Linked DNA regions of Homo sapiens: region 2 is linked to region 1. Evidence: read pairs that join two places in POLR2A ChIA-PET (ENCODE). Cell type or tissue: MCF 10A. All regions are shown on one strand. Links, peaks and the distances in the headings refer to the core of each region. The heading gives the core; the rest is flanking DNA.

Region 1 (10,726 bases), core at 3,264-8,263:
TTTGAGAGATGCTGAAACCCCATCTCTATTAAAAATACAAAAAAAATTAGCCAGGCATGGCAGCACACACCTGTGGTCCCAGCTACTTGGGAGGCTGAGGCAAGAGAATTGCTTGAACCTGGGAGGCAGAGGTTGCAGTGAGCCGAGACTGTGCCACTGTGCTTCAGCCTGGGCCACAAAGCGAGACCCCATCTTAAAAAAATAATAAAAAATAAATAAATTTGGACTTGCTCTTGAAGGATTCCAGATCCTTTCAGACTGTTCTTTCTTCCCTGAGTTGCCCAGTGTGGCAGAATCACTAAGGAATGTCTTACAAATCATTCGTGGTCATCACACACCGACACCTACATTGGTGCTGCTGTTAACAGTGCCAGAACTGTGCAGACACTGCACCTACCTCGCTTTTGTCTTTTATTTTGTTTTTGTTTTGTTTTGTTTTTGCCCTCCCAAGATTGTTTCCAGTCAATAATGTTCACAAAGAGAGACAAGTGAAAGAATCTGCTCGGTGTGTTATGCTCTCCTTGGGGGTTCTCAGAAATGGTGGACAGCAGTGAGAAGAATGCAAAAAAAAAAAAAAAAAAAATCAGGGGCCTGGGACGTAGGGTTACAAAGACAGTGAAAAACACATTTTTTTTTCTCTCTTCTTAGAGTGACATACAGGGTGAATTTATCAGGGTTAATTTCAAGTATTAGCTGCCACACTTTAATATTTCTCTCACTTTCACAGACCCTCTGTCCTTTGGCCTGTACTGGAGTCTGACTTGTCCAGCAGCACATTGTCCTCGTGGTGAATTCTCTTATCAGGTACTCCCTCTAAGACTTAATAAAATCGGTCAGCTTGTGCTCCCACCTCCAAAACATATACACCCCAGCCCCAAATCCACCAGACAAACCTGTGTACATCTGAACCCCAGTTGTGAACTATCCTTAAGTTGTTCACTTTTTCTTTCAGGAAGTTTCTCAATATCCTCTTTTTTTTAAATTTTATTATTATTATACTTTAAGTTTTCGGGTACATGTGCACAATGTGCAGGTTTGTTACATATGTATACATGTGCCATGTTGGTGTGCTGCACCCATTAACTCGTCATTTAGTATTAGGTATATCTCCTAATGCTATCCCTCCCCCCCTCCCCACACCCCACAACAGTCCCCGGAGTGTGATGTTCCCCTTGCTGTGTCCATGTGTTCTCATTATTCAATTCCCACCTATGAGTGAGAATATGCGGTGTTTGGTTTTTTGTCCTTGAGATAGTTTGCTGAGAATGATGGTTTCCAGTTTCATCCATGTCCTACAAAGGACATGAACTCATCATTTTTTACAGCTGCATAGTATTCCATGGTGTATATGTGCCACATTTTCTTAATCCAGTCTATCGTTGTTGGACATTTTGGTTGGTTCCAAGTCTTTGCTATTGTGAATAGTGCTGCAATAAACATACGTGTGCATGTGTCTTTATAGCAGCATGATTTATAGTCCTTTGGGTATATACCCAGTAATGGGATGGCTGGGTCAAATGGTATCTCTAGTTCTAGATCCCTGAGGAATCGCCACACTGACTTCCACAATGGTTGAACTAGTTTACAGTCCCAACAGTGTAAAAGTGTTCCTATTTCTCCACATCCTCTCCAGCACCTGTTGTTTCCTGACTTTTTAATGATCGCCATTCTAACTGGTGTGAGATGGTATCTCATTGTGGTTTTGATTTGCATTTCTCTGATGGCCAGTGATGATGAGCATTTTTTCATGTGTTTGTTGGCTGCATAAATATCTTCTTAAGATCAGTAATTACAAAGATAGACTCCTAGGGAAGTGGAGTATCATCTAACTCTAGGCCACCAAACTATCCAAAATTCAGCCATGAATCAGAGGTGAATCCCTTCACAACAGTAATTGCCACTGTAAGAAATATGTTAATTATTAGCATTTGTAGCTTTGCTAAAGAGCATTCCCATTAAAAAGGCCAGAATTTGAATTAGACATTCATTGTAAAATTAAATGACAAGAAAGTCATGAAACCGTATGCGTTTGGTTTTCTCTGTCTAGTGAAACATAATTCTCCTTTTCTCTTAACATTGGCAAATTTTATTGATATAGTTGTTACAGGAACCTTCTTCTTTTGATGGACGGCTTTGGTTTGAGCAGTTTTCCTTCTGCCACTGTGCCACATGTAAATATTAACTGTGATGTAACCTACTCTATAAACTGAGGTTTTAAATTCAAGAGCTAATTTTAATCCTGGTTATGTCAATGAGATTTCATTGAAGATAAACATAGCCTGCTGAATTTTTATGTCAATAGAGTGAAAACAGTAGAGTATATATGCAGTTACCAAATTAGAAAGAAATTTTATTTATTTGTTTGTTTGTTTGTTTGTTTTTGGGTTTTGCTTTGTTTTTGTTTTTGTTTTTGAGACAGTGTCTTGCTCTGTCGCCCAGGAGGGCAATGGCATGATCTCGGCTCACTGCAGCCTCTGCCTTGTGGGTTCAAGCAATTTTCATGTCTCAGCCTCCCGAGTAGCTGGGATTACAGGCCTGGCTTTTTTTTTTTTTTTTCCTGGTATTTTTAGTAGAGATGGGGTTTTTCCCTGATGGCCAGGCTGGTCTCAAACTCCTGGCCTCAAGTGATATGTCCACCTTGGCCTCCCAGAATGCTGGAATTACAGGCGTGAGCCACCGCACCCAGCCAGAAAGAGGTTTTTTAATCCCTCCACTTTGAATTCTCCAGTCTTCCAATGTTACAATAGCTCCTCTTTGGACAAAGTATTGGGATAAAGGTCAGATATTTCAGATGACCAAATGGAAAAAAGCACTAAAGCAATTTTCTAGCAAATGTATCTGAAATATTATTCATTATACAGTTTGGGTATCCACAGTGATTGAATTTACTAAACCATTTATTTTGTGTGGTTACACTTTGACATTATAGGTCAGATCAAAATGACACACAAGAGCAACAGAAGGCCATTTGCTCAAAGTACATGTGTATTTATCTTTCTGCTCTAAATGCTTCCAAATATTACAGTTGTTGAGGGTAGAGCCAGTTGAGGGTTTTGTTTGTTTGTTTGTTTGTTTAAGTTAAGGAACAAGGTAGAGCAAGTATTCACCCATTGTCCTGAGAAAAGAGCATAGGCCTTTGGTTTTTTTCCAGGAGCTGAGTAAATCTGCCCATATCCTGATAAGCAGAGGTTTTTCTTGGGATGGAGGTGGGCCAATCTGCCTAAAGATCCCAGTCCCTGAACTCCGGACAATATTCAAAATGAAAAATTATAATCATGGAAACTAAAGTACAAAATTGGCAGTGTCTTTGAGGACAGGTGATGCAGGGCTACCACCTGGGTTTAAATGTTTGAGAGAGGGCTTGTTTGAGCAGGTGACTAATGCTGGAAGCTCCCCCACCCTAGGCACCTTAGCATAGTAGGTGGACTTGATAGCACAAAAGTGTAAACTAAGCCTGGCATGGTGGCTCAAGCCTGTAATCCCAACACTTTGGGAGGCTGAGGCGGGCAGATCACCTAAGGTCAGGAGTTTGAGACCAACCTGGCCAACATGGCGAAATCTCATCTCTACTAAAAATTCACAAATTAGCCAGGTGTGGTGGCACGCACCTGTGGTCCCAGTTACTCAGGAGGCTGAGGCATGAGAATCACTCAAAACCAAGGACGGGCAGAGGTTGCAGTAAGCTGGATCCCACCACTGCACTCCAGCCTGGGCAACAGAGTGAAACTCTGTCTCAAATAAATAAGTAAATAAATAAATATAAATAAAAAAATAAAAGTGTAAACTAAAATGTGTTGTTCCCCTGGGACCCAACCCAAGGCCTGGTCAAGGACCCAGGCCAACCAGCCCATTCTAGTAGCAGTGTAGACTGCATGGAACCAATCTTCATTTATGATATCAAGTAGCAAGAAGCAACAGCTCAGACCTAACACCACCATCACCATCACCATCTTTGAACTGGGATTTTTACACTATTTGGAGGAGTGGAATCACAACAAGAAATACTAGATTCTTGCTAGTAAGTCTTATGGGGGCTAGAATGGTCAATTCAAATAATTTTTTAAAAATATATGAACATATTTATACCCTAAGTTTGTACATCAGGACCTACTGTTTATATAGTTCCAAATAATCTGTTATTTATAGTTATCTTGTTTTTTTCCTTTTCTACAGGCTAATTGGATCATTTATACTAAACAAATAGTTGCATTATTATCAGGGAAGAATTTATGAAGTTCTAAATAGAAGGTAGAGAGCATCTATTTACCAGTGTTAGCTTTTTAATGCTCTGAGGAAAGATAATTGGTAATTGGCAACTCTGCTTTTTTTTTTTTTTTTAAAAAACCTACTCAAACATTTTGATGAAGAAAATTTTTTTACTAAAAAAAGGGAGGGACAATAGCAAAAACAGAGATAAATAGGCAGCTTTATTGGTTGACTTTCTATGTATTAAAAGCATCTCTCTGACTCTGCAGGTATGTATAAATTTGTGGTTATGCATAGGAAAGCTTAAGTATTTCACACTTAAGGTCAAGTACTCAGATGGCCATAGTTTGCAAAAGGGCCACATGTACATTTGAATTCAAAGTATAAGTATCTGCTTAGATAAACTTTTAATTAAATGTTTGATGTTTGACTTTTCCTTGCCAGATAAATAAAATCCAGCCGCTGACTAATTAAGTAGAAAACTTGAGCACTGAGACAGGACACAGAAAAACAAAAATAATTTATCCAGTGATTTTGCCTTTCTTAGTGAGGCCAGGATATGTTACAGGGGGTGAATTTGCTTCAGATTGAAGTGTTTGAAGAGTATGAACCACCAAAAACACAGATTCAACTCATGTAAGAATCCACAAAGGTACACACACACATATTCCTCAAAAACATCAGACATTAAATGTCTAGGGTTTTAAATATATATCAGTTCTTAAAATGGCTCCACAGAAATGACAAATCCGAAAATCTAACTAGTGGCTAAGGCCTCTATTTTATGACTCAGACTTTCTGTTCCTGTCAGAGGAATGGAAGGAGAGCAATACCTTTTAGTTTAGTTTCTCTCCAAACCTACTTATCAGCTAAGATTACAATGAAGGTCACAATTATAAAATGGTTGAATTCTCTTTATTTTAGGCAGTGGAAGATATACTTTGATTGTTTTATTTAATTTCCTTCCCAGGGAAAAGCCATTAATGCATTTCTTATTTTTTTAGAGCTTATTTTTCAAATCCACCTGGATCATTCAGTGCCTTTTCTTGCTTTGGGGATAATTTTAGAAAATCTATTGCAAGCAGATCATGAAGAGGATAAAGAAAATGCAGTCAGTTTGTTCCAAGTCCTTCAGTTCGCTGCATTTTATTGTGTTATAAATTTCATATATTCAGCTTGGACTCTCCTCTAGCTCCTCTGTCCCACCTCCCTCCCACACTCATCTGAAAGATAAAAATATGTGAGTGCTGTCTTTTTCTACTCAGACTTTTACAGAGTAACAGTAATAGCTTTGAAAATCTTCCAGTATAATTAATCTAACCTGTGACATCATTTAACTGTAGTGACTCACATTTGTGTAGTACTTCAGACATTACAATATTTTCTTATTTGAGACTTGCACAGCACAATGAGAAAGATAAAGAAGGAATTGCTAATATTTCTGTTACACAATGGAGAAAATTGTGCCTCATAGGGCCCGATGATGGCCCAAAATCAGCTAGTAAGTGGAAGGGCTGGTTTGCCTACTTTGACTATACTACTTTGCCTCTTTCCAACTAGTTGTTATGTGACTTTCCATCTAGCATGTTTTCAACATATTCAGCATTTATGTTTCTCTCATGAAACATAAGTAGGAAAACAATAAGCAAAATAGAAGAGAGAATTTAGAGAATTCTCTAGATAGGTTGCCTATTGCCCTGGATAGAAGTACCCATTTTGATCTTCATAAAGATTGCACATAAGCCTTTACATAAAATATCATACATATCTCACAACTAAAATTCAAATATCAATTAATATTCAGAGCAGGAAAAGTTAGTAGCCCAAGAAATTGTTCTTGGATTCTATGCTTCAGACCTGTCAGTCTGAGTCAAGGTAAAAACTCTTAACTTTATTGATGGTACTAGTGCTTCAGCGTCAATAAAAATATGTTGGTAATTCCACAAATATTTTCAGATTTCATATGTTTTTGCATTTCATGAACTCCTTAACGCCTAAGCCCAGTTCTTATTTGCCCTTATATCATTGCAGATAACCTCAGTGCCTTGAGCATAATAAATATTCTGTACCTGTTTGATTTGTTGTTAAGCACTTGACAGATACCTGTAAGGCACCATAGTTTCTAACTTAAGCTGACTAGTCACTATGGATCTCGACAGGACCCTGAACAAAACTCCATTGTTGATCCTATTTTGCACCTAGACACAATTATTCTTTGGTAGATTCACATAATAAAGGTTATGTTTGCAATCCTATTTCTAACCAAAGCATTAAACTGAGTCTTTAACTTATCGATCACTATAACTTGATAATGAACCTCTGTGTGTGTGTTTGTCTGTGTGTGTCTGTGTGTGTGTGTGTGAAAGGATGGAGAAAACTAGAAATAGGCATGTGTGTTTTTCTGTGCTATTTGCTAGAATGGCAAATTTTTCTTCATTATTTTTCTGCAAAACAATTTGTAGAAAAACATTTTTCATTATTTTTCTACAAAACAGTTCTCGGCCAAATAGGTTTGCTTTAAGTTAAGATTAAAAAAGGAAAAAGACTATATTATATATTTAAATATTTATAATATATTACATATAAAAATATTTAACATATATTTATATATTACATAATATATCTTACGTATACAGCACATGTCTGCATACATATATACATACGTATGCATGTGTGCATGTGTGTGTATATACATACATATATATACACACATATATACACACATATATATACACACATACACACACACACACACACACACACATATATATACACACACACACACTTTCCAAAAGAAATCTTAAAAGGGCCTATTTGGGGAATCTATTTGTACTGTTCATTTTCATCTCAAGGCTCATAAACATGTATAGACAACATCTGTAAATATGAAAGAGAACAAGTATTATCCCTCAGAAAACACTATAGCAATTAAGATTTTTTCCACCCAAAGCATCACGAATCAACCCTGGCTAAGCAAAAGGGGTTTTGGTGGCCGGGCGCGGTGGTTCACGCCTGTAATCCCAACACTTTGGGAGGCCGAGGTGGGTGGATCACCTAAGGTCAGGAGTTCAAGACCATCCTGGCCAATATGGCAAAACCCCATCTCTACTAAAAATACAAAAATTAGCTAAGCGTGGTGGTACGTGTCTGTAATCCCAGCTACTCAGGAGGCTGAGGCAGGAGAATCGCTTGAACCAGGGAGGCAGAGGCTGCAGTGAGCCGAGAAAGCACCATTGCACTCCAGTCTAGGCAACAAGAACTAAACTCCATCTAAAGAAAAAAAAAAAAGATGTGGGGGTGGAGTTTGTTATGAAGATGTCAGATAGTACACAGAATCTACAGGTAGCCTAGAGAACCAAACTCAGAACTAAAACAAGGCAGAATCCCAGGCCACCGGTTTACTTGACCTTTTCAGTCTGCTGCAACTGGAATAAATAAATGACCATCGACCATTGAATGTCGCTGTTTTTTCCACAAGTCACTTCACTTGATGTTCAGAGAAAGAGAACACAACTGGCTTAGCATTGGCCACAGGTTCACACCTTAAGTTTGGGATTGAGGAAATTATGCAGCGTCAATCAAATGATATGAGGTTGAGGAATGGGTGGAGTCCGAAATGAGAGTGAGGACTATGCCTGGGACTGGACTGAAGGCTCCTGGGTGGCCATACCTCTTCACATAGCTAGGATCACCCATCCCCTTGTGCTACCCTTACAGGTTTTTTACATGCATGTACCTTTTTCTAAAATGCCCCCATATAACACAATGGAACTCCTTTGCTGAATGCTCACTCATCACTTCCTCAAAAGCAGATCATCTAAATTGCTATTACTTCATGCACTTTTTTTTCCAAGTACAGGATCTCCTGCGAGACATCAATTTCCCCTCTAGTTTCATCATGATTCTACCTTAACGTATAGTAAGTTATGGTTAAACTGAGTATGGGTTGAATTGTGCCCCCTCAAAATTCATATACTGAAGTTCTAACCCCTAGTAATTCAGAACATGACCTTATTTGATGACAGAGTCTTTACAGAGGTAATCAAGTTAAAGTGAGGTCACTAGGGTGGGCCCTAATCCAGTATCACTAGTATCCTTATAAAAGGGGGAAGTTTGGGCTCAAAGACACACACAGAGAGAGGTAAGACAATGTGAAGAATCATAGGGAGAAATAACCATCTACAAGCCAAAAAAAGAGGCCTGTGACAGATTTTTCATCACAGTCCTCAGAACAAACCAACCCTCCAATACCTTGATTTTGAATTTATAGCCTCCGGAACTGTGAGGATAATAAATTTCTGTTGTTTAAGCCACCTCATTTATAGTACTTTGTTATGACAACCCTAGCAAACTAATATGTCATCAGAACACTCTTCATATAATAATGGGGGGGATCATTACAATTATAAATAAACATATATCAAGAAATTTAAGGCCAGGCACATGCCTGCAATCCCAGCACTTTGGAAGGCCAAGGCAGGTGGATCGCTTGAGCTCAGGAGTTTGAAACCAGCAAGCAGCATGGCGAAACCCCCTCTCTACAAAAAAAAAAAAACACACACACACACAAAAATTAGCTGGCCGTGATGGCATGCACCTGTAGTCCCAGCTACTCAGGAGGCTGAGGTGAGAGGATCGCTTGAACATAAGACATGGAGGTTGCACCGAACCAAGATCGTGCCACTGCACTCCAGCCTGGGCAAGAGCCAGACCCTGTCTCAAAACAAATAAAAGAAAAAGAAATATACAGCTGTATGATACAGGAAGGGAGGTGAATAAAGTAAAAATACCCTTTACATTCATTAACCTATACTTTTAGGGGATACGTCAGGGGGACAATTCCCTCAGAATGTATTAATTTCCTACAGATTTCAGGTATACCAATGTCTTGAAAGAAAGAGCTGGCAGTACTCTGCAAATGTTGACATACTTTATGAGAAGTTCAGTCTCTTTGGGTTCAAACTCATAAAAATATCAATGTCGTCTGATGTTACTTCCTGGGCTAGAGAGATTCCTGATATGAGAAATTTTGATCACTCATAACTAAACAAAATTCCTAGATTTTTAAGATTTCCCCATTTATACTTAGACCCAATTTATAGTCAACAAACATTTATGAAGCACTAATTACTGCCATACCCTGTGCTTGAAACTAGAGGATACAGTAACATCATTTCTACTTTCAAAGAACTCAGTCCAGAGTAGGAAATGAATAAATAAACAAATGACTTTAATATAATATATTCAGATTATGATGAGGATAAGCAGAGTGTTATGGGGACCCAGTGAAAAGGCAAGTTGGTAGGTTTGGGGCACAGGGCTTAGAAAAGGCTTCTAACAGATTCACTGATAAAGCCAGAAGCAGGATTGATTTCTGACCATATGCAGCATCAAAGGAGAGTGCCCACATCTCAAAACCCAAAATCACTACAGAAGCAAAAACAAAACACACCAGCAAGACAAATGCTAGGTATTTTTCATTCAATAGGTACCCTGGGAATAGAACCAAGTTTATTGATGTTAAGCTATTTGATTAAACATACATCAACTCAATAACGCCAGTTTATTCAATATCACTTTAAAACATGTCCAGAGAGGGTTTGCAAAGGTGCTGGCAAGGAGGTGCTGTGGCAACAGGAGGTGAGAGGGGACTTTTTGGGTACACAGCTCTTCGTCAGTCGAAGGTCTGCTTCTCCACCCCTTTGTTTTTTTTCTGTATGCAAAACATGGAGCTCTTGTCCCCCTCTGATTTCCTCACAGGTACATATAGCCCTGTTGAGCTTTTGGGGTGCTACATCAAATCTTGGGTTCCCTCTTCAGCTTTATGCTCCAGTCATGGATTAGCCCATACCCACATGATTCAGGCTACTCCATTTCTTCCTTGATCACTCACACACTAGGAGCACAGGACAAAAGAGTGCTGCCCAGCTTCTCCCATCTCACCCTTACCCCACTCCTGCTCACAGGCCCCACAAGGCCACCTCGGGACATCAGATCCCAGCTGATGCCAAGTGGCCACAGATCATGTGTAACTGGGCATTTTACTCACAATCTCACACTTGAGAAATGCATCAATTTCTCAAATACTTCTGTGTGCATAGGAACATAACAACAAGTTGTTATCTACCAAGGTATTTCAAAGGAAGAAAATTTAAAACAGGCTTATAGGCAAACCCCTATGCTGAGAACAATATCTTGGATGTAGTACCTCCCTTAAAATGTTTCTTATTGATTTATGCAGACAAACAGTATCCTGCACAGTTTCTGGGCAACATAGACATGTTGACTACTTACAGACTTTTTTGTGCATAAATTTGGGTAGTTAAATTACAAAAAAGCATTGGGGAAGGCAGGCCACTGAGAATGAGAGTGGGAAATAGCGCACTGCTAGATGTGTTTTACATATATTCCTTCCATGCTGTTTTTCTCTGATTATTACAAGCAGGGAAAAATTAAATCTGTCACACTAGGTGCTTCGTTACCCAAGGGCAGAAAAGAGGTCTATGCATATTTGTCCAAT
Region 2 (10,726 bases), core at 2,141-7,140, 75 kb after region 1:
AAGCCACACTCACAAATCACTTATATTATGAAGGCTTATTACAAAGTTACATAAGAATATCGGCTCAGGATATCTTGCCATTGCACTCCAGCATGGGCAACAGAGTAAGACTCCGTCTCAAAAAAAAAAAAAGTTATCTGCTGGGTGCAGTGGCTCTCACCTCTAATCCCAGCACTTTGGGAGGTCAAGGTGGGTGGATTGCCTGACCTCAAGAGTTTGAGTCCAGCCTGGCCAACATAGTAAAACCCCATCTCTACTGAAAATACAAAAACTTAGCCAGACATGGTGGCACATGTAGTCCCAGCTACTCAGAGGCTGAGGCATGAAAATCACTTGAACCCAGGAAGCGGAGGTTGCAGTGAGCCGAGGTCATGCCACTGCACTCCAGCCTGGGTGACAGAGCAAGACTCTATCTCCAAAAAAATAAAATTAAATTAAAAAATAAAATGTTAGTTTTAGGCCTGTCACCGTGGCTTACACCTGTAATCCCAGCACTTTGGGAGGCCAGGGCAGGCTGATCTCTGGAGGTCAAGAGTTCGATACCATTCTGGCCAACATGGCAAAATCCTGTCTCGACTAAAAATACAAAAACTAGCCAGGTGTGGTGGCTCACGCCTGTAATCCCAGCTACTTGGGAGGCTGAGGCAGGAGAATTGCTTGATCCCGGAGGCGGAGGTTGCAGTAAGCCGAGATCGTGCCATTGCATTCCAGCCCGGGCAACAGAGCAAGATTCCATCTCAAAAAAAAAGAAAAAAGAATGTGGGCTCAAATAAGAAATTCATCATTAGCCACACTCCTCCTCTAGGTCCTAGGTGTTCCAGTGTTGGGCTGCAGGCTTCTAGGAGCTTCAGAGGAATAACTCAACACTCAAGACTGCAATCCAAGCTTGAATGACCCATATTCTTCTGTTTGACTAACGTCTTTAACTTCCAGAAGAAGGAACTTGGGTGAATTCTGTATCATTCAGTATGCTGTAATCTTGTTATGTAGAAAACAAAGAAAAGCAAAAGCAAAGAATCTTGGTGTAACAAACCACCTTTCTCCATAAACAGACTCCTTGGTTAATCTACTGTGGCTAGGACAGCAGGGTTTGTTTGATTAAGAAACAATGCCATGTGGATTACTGGATTCTGTAGGAAAGAACTGGTTGGGGTCACTTTTCTTAAAAGGCTTCTTTGCCACAAAAATATCCAGTATATAAATAAGATTGAAAAAGAAAAAATAAAAGGAAAGATATATGCAACACATGTTGCAGACTATTAATACCCCCAATATTAAAAATATCTAATAAATAAGAAAAAAAATTGCAATAGAAAAAATGAAGAAATGATATTTGTCTTTTTGAGGGTGGGCTACCCAGCATCTGAATGGCCGTCTAATGCAGGCAAGTATTGGTAGAAAGTAAGCCCCCATTTTCTACTATAGAAGCCAAAGGGGCCAGAGAATCCCCCACTCATCCATTGACTATCCCGTTCAGACATCTGACATAGACTCAGTCAGTCAAGTGCCTCCACCTGGGACTCTGAGTCTTGAGGAATGGTGAAAAGACGGGAGCAAGTGAGAACTTATTCACAGTAGTGTTGAGTGTTCCAAGACAGCAGTGGTAGGTTGTAGACAGGATACCAATGACAACATATTAACTGTCCTCTCTTGTGGTATTAGATGTATTGCATTTCCCAGTGCCTAGCCCTCCTTTACCAAGCCTGGTTCTCCAACCTTCTCATCGATTCTCTAAGCTCTCCCATATCCTTCCAGCAAAATCTGTTTCTACCTAGGTTAACTATAGTTGGTTTTTGTTGCTTATAACTAAGAACCCTGACAAAGAAAATGACTGACAGTTCTCAAATGAAGCAACATATGTGGATAATAAAAGCAGGGAAAGATGTTCAATCCCACAAATAATCAAGAAATAGTAAGTAGAGAATAGGATATGCCTCATCTCTATGTTAGTGAACATTAAAAGAATTGTGAGAATCCAGTGTTGGCAAGAGTGTATGTAGGGAAACAAGCAATCTTAATAAACTGTTTTTTTGATGTTTTGTTTTTTTTTTGAGATGGAGTTTCACTCCTGTTGCCCAGGCTGGAGTGCAATGGTGCGATCTCGGCTCACTGCAACCTCCACCTCCCGGGTTCAAGTAATTCTCCTGCCTCAGCTTCCAGAGTAGCTGGGACTACAGGTGCCCACCAACACACCTGGCTAATATTTTTGTATTGATAGTAGAGACGGGGTTTCACCATATTGGCCAGGCTGGTCTCGAACTCCTGACCTCAGGTGATCCACTTGCCTCAGCCTCCCAAAGTGTTAAGAAACTGTTAACAGGAATGTAAGTTGATGCAACTTTTCCAGGGGGCAGATTGGAAATATATACCAATATTTTAAATGTGTACACCCTTTGATCAGCAATTCCTCAACTAGCATTTATCTTAAAGAGATAATTAGTCAAGGTAGAGCAGCAGTCTTGATATGACAGCAACGTTCATAATTTAAAAATGGAAGCAATTTAAACAGACATCAGTAGAGAGATTGTTAAATTATGATAGACCTTTACAAAAGAATATTATTCAGCACTAAAAAGGCAATTAAAAAGGTTTTATGTATATTTAATGAGAAACATCTGCACAGCATGGAAGAGACGAAAAGCTTTCAGAAGAAAAAGTGTTGCATAATTTCATATTTTAAATGTGGAAGGCAGAATTCTAAGATGTCCCCATGATCTCTGTTCTCTGTTATACTTGTAATTATGTTACATTACTAGAAAATGGATTTTACAATGTAATCAAGATTGCTAACCAGTTGACTTTGAGTTCATCACAAGGGAGATTATCAGGTGAGCTTGACCTAAACCCATGAGCCCTTAGTAGCAGACCTCATAGCAAAAGGGAACATCAGAAATTCAAAGTGCAAAAAGGACTCAGTGTACCTTACTGACTTCAAAATGGAGCGATGGAAGGGACCACATGGAAAGGATCTGATCTCGAAGAGCTGACAACAACCCCCAGCCAACAAGAACATTCATCCTATAACCACAAAATAATTAACAACCTCAAAGAGGCAGGAGGTGGATTTTTTCCCAGAGCCTCCAAATGAGAGCCTGGCTAACACCTTGATTTCAGCCTTGTGAGACTCTAAGCAGGGGACCCAATTGAGTTGGTAGACTTTTGATAATTTCTTATATAGCAATAGAAAGCTATAAACTGAATAGATATATACATATATATATTTCAGTTATTGCTGCCTCTGGGCAACAAAATTGGGAAGGTGATATTTACATTATTTTTTATACCACTCTGGATTGCTTTCTTCTTCTTCACAGATATAGTTAGAAAAATATCAGGCCAGGCACAGTGGCTCATGCCTGTAATCCCAGCATTTTGGGAGGCCGAGGTAGGCAGATCACTTGAGGTCAGGAGTTCAAGACCAGCCTGGCCAACATGATAAAACCCTGTCTCTACTAAAAATACAAAAATTAGCCAGGCGTGGTGGTGCACGCCTGTGATCCCAGCTACTCAGTTGGCTGATGCACAAGAATCGCTTGAACCCAGGAGGCGGAGTTTTCAGTGAGCCAAGATCGTGCCACTGCACTCCAGCCTGGGTGACAGAGCAAGACTCTGTCTCGAAAAAAAAAATTAGAAAAATATATCTTAATATTTCAAAAAATGGAAACCATGTAATATGCCTGGAAGCCACTTGAGCGTCTATGGATTTCTCCTGTAGCCTACACAGGAGAGAAGACTTCCTTCTCCAACATCTGAGACAGGGAAAGTGGGGTATTAGGCCCACTGGGTTTTGGTGGTGGCAGTGGTGGTTTTTCATGCCAGCTTGTAGACATGTCAATTATCAGGCCCCTCCCCACTTACTGGATCAGAATCTGCATTTTAATGGGCTCCCCAGGTGATTTGGGTACATATCAAAGTTTGAAAAGTGTAGCTTTACTTGTCGTGTAATCCTTACCTTCTTCTTAGAAGAAAGTGCTACATCATTTCCATTTTACAGGTGAATAACTCGAGTCTGGGACAGGATAATTTGCCCAAGGTTAGTGAAGCAAAGTCTGATTCCATGAGCTTAGCCAGTCTGCTTCACCGCCTCTCATAGCAGATGTCTGATTTATCACAGTGGAATGTAACTAGAATTCCATAGCCCTCCGTGCTTCGTTTAGCTATGCCGTCCTGGTGTAGGGATGGCCTGAAAGGTGTTTCCCAATTATGAAGAAAAGAATGGGAAAAAATCAGCTGGGTGCTGTGGCTCACACCTGTAATCCCAGCACTTTGGGAAGCCAAGGTGGGCGGATCACCTGAGGTCAGAAGTTCAAGGCCAGCCTGACCAACATGGAGAAACCCCATCTCTACTAAAAATACTAAATTAGCCAGGTCTGGTGGTGCATGCCTGTAATCCCAGCTACTCAGGAGGCTGAGGCAGGACAATCGCTTCAACCCGGGAGGCAGAGGTTGCGGTGAGCCAAGATCGCGCCATTGCACTCCAGCCTGGGCAACAAGAGCAAAAACTCCTTCTCAAAAAAAAAAAAGAATGGGAAAAAATAACATTTTTAAGCTGTGGGAGTACTGAGCCAAAATAGATTTAGAACAAGTCCTTGTAATATCTTATTCTTTCTTTTTTCTCTTACTATGTATTATTACCAAGTGTAGTTTCCTATGTTAGTATTAACTTAAATATCTATATGCACAGTTATTATCTTCTTATTAATAGTCTTGCCCAAAAAGAAATATTGAATGTAAATGAGAAACCCCATACTCAGTGAAATGCACTTGGTGCACATTCAATCTGTAACTAAGGTCCGGGGTAGATAAAAAGTATTTGATTCAAGCAGCTAGTTCAAGCTGATAATATTTTAAATATTTGATTATTTATGATACCTAATACTTGTATATCACCTTACAGGTTGGTTTTTCATATATTATGTACCATAATCCTGAAAATAACCCTGATGGTAGGTATTATTATTCTAGTCTTATAAATAGGAAAATGAGGCTTGGTTAGTATGTGGTAAAACTGGGGCTTGACCTGTGCTTAGAACACATTTATCTAGATGTATATTACCATAAGAAATTACCTCCAATGATCACATGTTAAAGTCCAATCTCATGGAGGTAGACAAATCTGAAATACTAAATTCTGAATCTTAATAACATGTAAGGAAATATGCATTTATTTTAAATCATATAGGAGTAATATGCCCCCGGTAGGGACTTAATATGTTCCCTACACTTCTTTTTATATTATTAATTTGCATAACTAATTCTTTTTTCATAGACTATGTGGCAAAATGGCATTTGTGAAAGCAGCTGGCACATGGCAGAAATTGAATAAAAATTATTAAAAATAAAAGCTCCAGCCCAGCACTTGTCTAATCCATCACAAATTCTATTTCTGAAATGAAATACAATGAAATCCTTTCTGTCATTACTTCAGAGAAAAAGACCTACTCTGTACTAACTGGTCTTCAGATCAACTACCTGTAGTTACAGTTTTTTTGTATGTGGTGCATGATGTACCAGTATAGATACAAATGAATGGCATGGAACAATGATCATCTACCATATTTCTGTTCCTTCTGTTAAATACCAATATCTTATCAAATCTACAGCAAAAGGCCAGGCGCGGTGGCTCACGCCTGTAATCCCAACACTTTGGGAAGCCAAGGCTGGCGAATCACCTGAGGTCAGGAGTTCGAGACCAGCATGGCCAACATAAGGAAACCCTGTCTCCACTAAAAATATTTTTAAAAAATTGCCAGGTGTGATGGCACACACCTGTAGTCCCAGCTACTCAGGGGGCTGAGGCATGAGAATCAACTGAACCCAGGAGGCAGAGGTTGCAGTAAGCCAAAACTGTGCCACTGCACTCCAGCCTGGGCAACAGAGTGAGACTCTGTCTCAAAAAATACAAATAAAAAATAAAAAATCTACTACAACAACAACAAAAAAAATGAAAAACAGAACACCAGAATTACTTGCCCCAAAATGATTACTTCTGTTATCATCATATGCTCCCAGTTTTTTCAGCATGCAGGGTTCTGAGTTAAATGTGTTCCTCAGCAAGCAATATATTTTTATACCAAATTTCTTATATGCATAAGATGGAGACTCAAGCAGCAAATATTTTCTATTTTCTTTAGGAAAAAAAATTTCTCAAACTGGAATTGCTGAAAATTCTGAGCTCTTCTTTTTCTTAGAAAGAAAAAAATAAGAATAAATGTTGTATTTCTATTGAAGTAGAAATAGAGGTTAAGTATCTTTTTGGGTCCAGGTGTTCAGGCTCTTGTCCTCTCCTGGAGAAATATGCATGGGCAATGGGAAGAGTGTCCCTTTCTTTTTCTAGCTGATGGAGAGTAAGTGGCGAAAAGAAAAAATCCATTTGATCTTGTGAATAGTTATTGATAACAACTACTCTTCTCGACTTGCAAATTTCAAAGGTTTCCAGTGTTCACTTTAAGGCAAGGCCCTATTTATCTATCCTAATAAGGTAGCCATCAAAAAAAAAAAGGACAGAGGACATTGACAAGTCCAGACAAGTCATAAGAACAAACAATCTGCCAAGAACTTACTATGGGCCAGGCTTTATAAATGCCAATAAAAATAATAAAATAAAATAACAACAACAACTACCATCAGCTGAGCACTTACCATGAGCTAGTCCTTATTATGAGTGTTTTACATGTATTGCATGCATTAACTTACTTAATTCTCATAGCAACTTTACAAAATAGGAACTGTCATTATCCGCATTTAACATAGCAATCAGAAACTCAGGGAAGTCTAGAAACCTGCCCAAGATTACACTGCCACTAAGCAGCAGCAGCGGGACTTGAATCCAGGCAGACTGGGTCCAGAGTCTGTGCTCATAACCTCTGTACCATCATCTCACTTAACCCTCACAACATGCACCATGATTGATGGAATCCCATTATTATCTACATTTTTTAAAAACCAGACTATGTCTTGGAGAGATAAAATGTCCTCTGTAAGATCACGTCACTGATAAGTGTGATAAACTGGAGCTTAATCCCAGGCCAAATGGACACAAAACTTCGGTTCATTAACCACCTGACAATTCTGTCACTGAGCTTAAAAATTAAAATGTTATGATCTACTGCCACATTAAGTGATCTGTGCGTAGTACTTACAGGAAGAATGTTACAGGAGAAAAAAGTATCTGAAAGTTATTGCTGGTTACTAGAAAAGACTGGGAATTATAACTACCACTGGGCTTCTTCAAAGATCTAGTCAAGTAAATGTATATGGAAGGAAATGTTTTTCACTTAGAAGCAATGTCTGGCACTCCTAAAGATACTCATTTATTCCAGACTCTAATGTTCTCAGCCTGCATCAGAAATTTCAGGGTTGAGGATGAAGAGGGAGATGGGGCGTAGAAAAAATAGCACCCCTGAAACAAAGCCAGGTATTACAAATAGAAGCGTATTATATCTGGGATTCTGTAGAAAGGCCAACAGATTAAATAGTACTACAAGGTGGCTCACGCCTGTAATCCCAGCACTTTGGGAGGCCTAGGCGGGCAGATCACTTGAGCTCAGGAGTTCAAGACCAGTCTGGGCAACATGGCAAGACCCCGTCTCTACTAAAAATACAAAAATTAGCCAGGCGTGGTGGCGCATACTGGTAATCCCAGCTACTTGGGAGGCTGAGGCACGAGAATTGCTTGAATCCAGAAGGCAGAGGTTGCAGCAAGCTGAGATTGTACCACTGCACTCCAGCCTGGACGAGAGACCAAGACCCTGTCACAGAGAGAGAAAAAAAAATCAGTAATACTACAAAAAACTTGCTTGAGATAAAAGAGAACTAGAAGAGGTTAAAAAAATAGAAAAAAATGATGGGAAAAAATTCACCATGAATAATTAAATTATGGGTGATTTTCTCTATTTTCTAATACTTTTCTAAATTTTCTAGTTTTTTATAATACACATTCATTACTTTTAAAATAAAAAATGTACTTCTAAACTTTAAAGAAAGTAGCCAGTTGTAACTTTAAGATGAAAAAAAAAAAATTGACCAGGGATGTAATGGAATTTTTACTTATCAACATGGAGAGCATTAGGACAAATATCTAATGCATGCAGGGCTTAAAACCTAGATGACAGGTTGATAGGTGCAGCAAAGGACCGTGGCACATGTATACCTATGTAACAAACCTGCACATTCTGCACATGTATCCCAGAACTTAAAGTAAAATTTAAAAATAATAATAATAATTAGCATTTATTGGGCAATTACTTTATATCAAACACTATTCTGCATACATTGTTAAATCATCAGGATAATTCTATGGGGTAAATATTAATAGGAACCCTATTTTACCAAGGCAAGGGGAGTTAAGTGAGTTGACCAAAGTCACACAGGTAGTAAGAGGAGCAAAAGTAGAACACAAAACAAGTAGGCTGTCTCAGCATCCAGGCTCATAACCAAGGCATCATATTACATCCTTTGTGGATAAAGCATTGACAGAGAGGGAGGCTCATATTGGAAGTTCTCTACTCTTATTCCTGCAGCACTAAATATTATTTCCGTGTCATGATTTTTCATAGTATCCCAAAATTCTAAACCTTTATCAGCAAGTATGTATACAAGATAAGTATTTTTCAGCTATTAGATATAAATCAAATGTCAATAGTTTGCATCATAAATCATGCTAAATTTTCATGTTTTCAGAAATGATTTCACTTTGTTTTCAAAGAATATTTTGTTGACAATGGCTCTTAATTCTTAAGTTTATTGTTGACAGATAAATAAATGATATGTAATTATTGACAGATCATTCCTCCCTAGTGTTTCTCTTTCTCTCTCTTCTATTCCTCTCTCTCTGTAAGAAAAGGCTTAAATACATTAAGAGAGATTGCTATTTCAAAGAACCACAAAAAGAATGTTTTTGAAATAAGGGTAAATAGACTTTAAATTCAACGTTCTTTAGTATCAGCTTCACATCTGCAGCATTGGTGGAGAGTCAGATCTATCAGCAGTAATAGCTGCAGATGCGGTGGTCCATGCCTGAAATCCCAGCACTCTGGGTGGCCAAGGCAGGTGGATCACTTGAGCTCACGAGTTCCAGACTAGCCTGAGCAACATGATGAAACCCAGTCTCTACCAAAAATACAAAAAATTTAGCCAGGTGTGGTGGTGTACCTGTGGTGCTACTCAGGAGGCTGAGGCAGGAGGATAGCTTGAGCTGGGGAGGCAGAGGTTGCAGTGAGCTGAGATTGTACCACAGCACTCCAGCCTGGGTGACAGAGGGAGACTGTGTCTCAAAAAAATAAATGAATAAGTGCATTATTTTAAGGAAAATTAAGACCCAGTAAAGTCAATTTCCTTGGGACCCACATTGAGGACATGATAGGAGTGAAAACGAAAACAGCTCGTGGGTACTTTTTAAACATATTTATGAAAAAATATGAGTATGGCTGGAAGGCAAAAATCACCCCACCCTCAATCTCTGGGAATCCACAAGCTTGGCAACACTCTTGCCACGATAATTAATTTTATACACTACTCAGAATGATTCAGTTCCCCACTTAGGAGAGGACTAAGAGCCAAAAGATTAGAAAATCTTTCCTATTGTTTTTCTTTGCATAGTTTAGGGAAATAACTTCAGAGCCAAAATTGTTCACATTTCAGGGGTTCCTTCACTTAGCTTCCTACAACATAATGTCTGAGAGCCTAGAAAAGAATGCAGGGTAATACCCTGAAACTCCCAGATTGGGGAAGGTTGGAAGAGAGAAGGGAATGTTACTTTGGTCATGGTTGCATAATAATAATGAAACTCCTCTCTAATGTAAAATTTCAGTCTGAAAGATCAACCACATAGGAATTAGTAGGAATTTTTCTGTACTCCAAATCTGTATGCCTAATTTCCCTATCTTGATAGGAAGATCTTATGGGTGCAGAACATTGCTTTGCTTCCTTTAAATAGTGTCCACTCAGGGAGAAAGAAGTAAGTGAGCACCACTAGCATCTTCAGGTCAACTTACTAAGCTGTCACGCATATGAATCTAATAAAAGTCATACAGTATAATATACATGACATACAAAATGTAATAACATAAAATAAAAAACAGAATACAATAAGTTTATAAGTGTTTACAAGGATTTCAGGAAACCAGTTATGATGTAACAGAAAGAATATTATTAGCCTAGGCAAATGTTTGAATCTCTGAGTCTGCAATTCACCAATTGTGGGATCTTTGGCAAATCCCTGAGCCTTTGAGTCAGAATGGCTTCATCATCATATTGTTATAGGTACTTCATGGGAATACCTAAAAATTTAAAACTTAAAGCTTTATCTTCTAAGTGTCTTCTGATCTGAAGGCAGAAAAGACCTATAGACATGAGGTGAAGATGAATTGCAAGGTATTCTAAACAAGGGTATGATCCTTGATACATGGGTATAATAATAACTATACTCATAGAATTGTTTTGAGAAATAAATGCAGTAACTTATGTGAGAGTGCTTAATAAATAAAACAAATTTTCAAGATTCCATGCTATGATCCCATTTCCACCAGATCAGGTTTTCTATTTTTATTGCATTATTTAACTAAAATATTTACTATGTCATGCCCATAACAGGTTCCCATATTGGAACAGTCACACGCAATATGTATGAATCCCAAGATGATTTGGGCAAGTATCTTGTATCTCCTGAGGAAGATTAAGTTACTCTCTCCTGAGCCGGGGTGATGGCTCATGCCTGTAATCCCAG

The links. Peaks named below come from ENCODE experiments on the same cell type or tissue, not always from the same donor. Only the 100,000 strongest peaks of a DNase experiment are listed, where the experiment ranks them.
Region 2: POLR2A ChIA-PET joins it to region 1 with 6 read pairs; 6 of 35 experiments call an interaction of 5 or more read pairs at or near these places.

Annotation. Positions count from the first base shown.
Region 1 is chr9:72,504,087-72,514,812 of GRCh38, reverse strand. No RefSeq gene overlaps it. Among named protein-coding and RNA genes, the nearest start is that of TMC1, 12 kb to the left of the region's middle. In MCF 10A, for the core only: no CTCF peak of the experiment used is centred there; no DNase peak of the experiment used is centred there.
Region 2 is chr9:72,427,465-72,438,190 of GRCh38, reverse strand. No RefSeq gene overlaps it. Among named protein-coding and RNA genes, the nearest start is that of ZFAND5, 68 kb to the right of the region's middle. In MCF 10A, for the core only: no CTCF peak of the experiment used is centred there; a DNase peak (open chromatin) is centred at 4,120.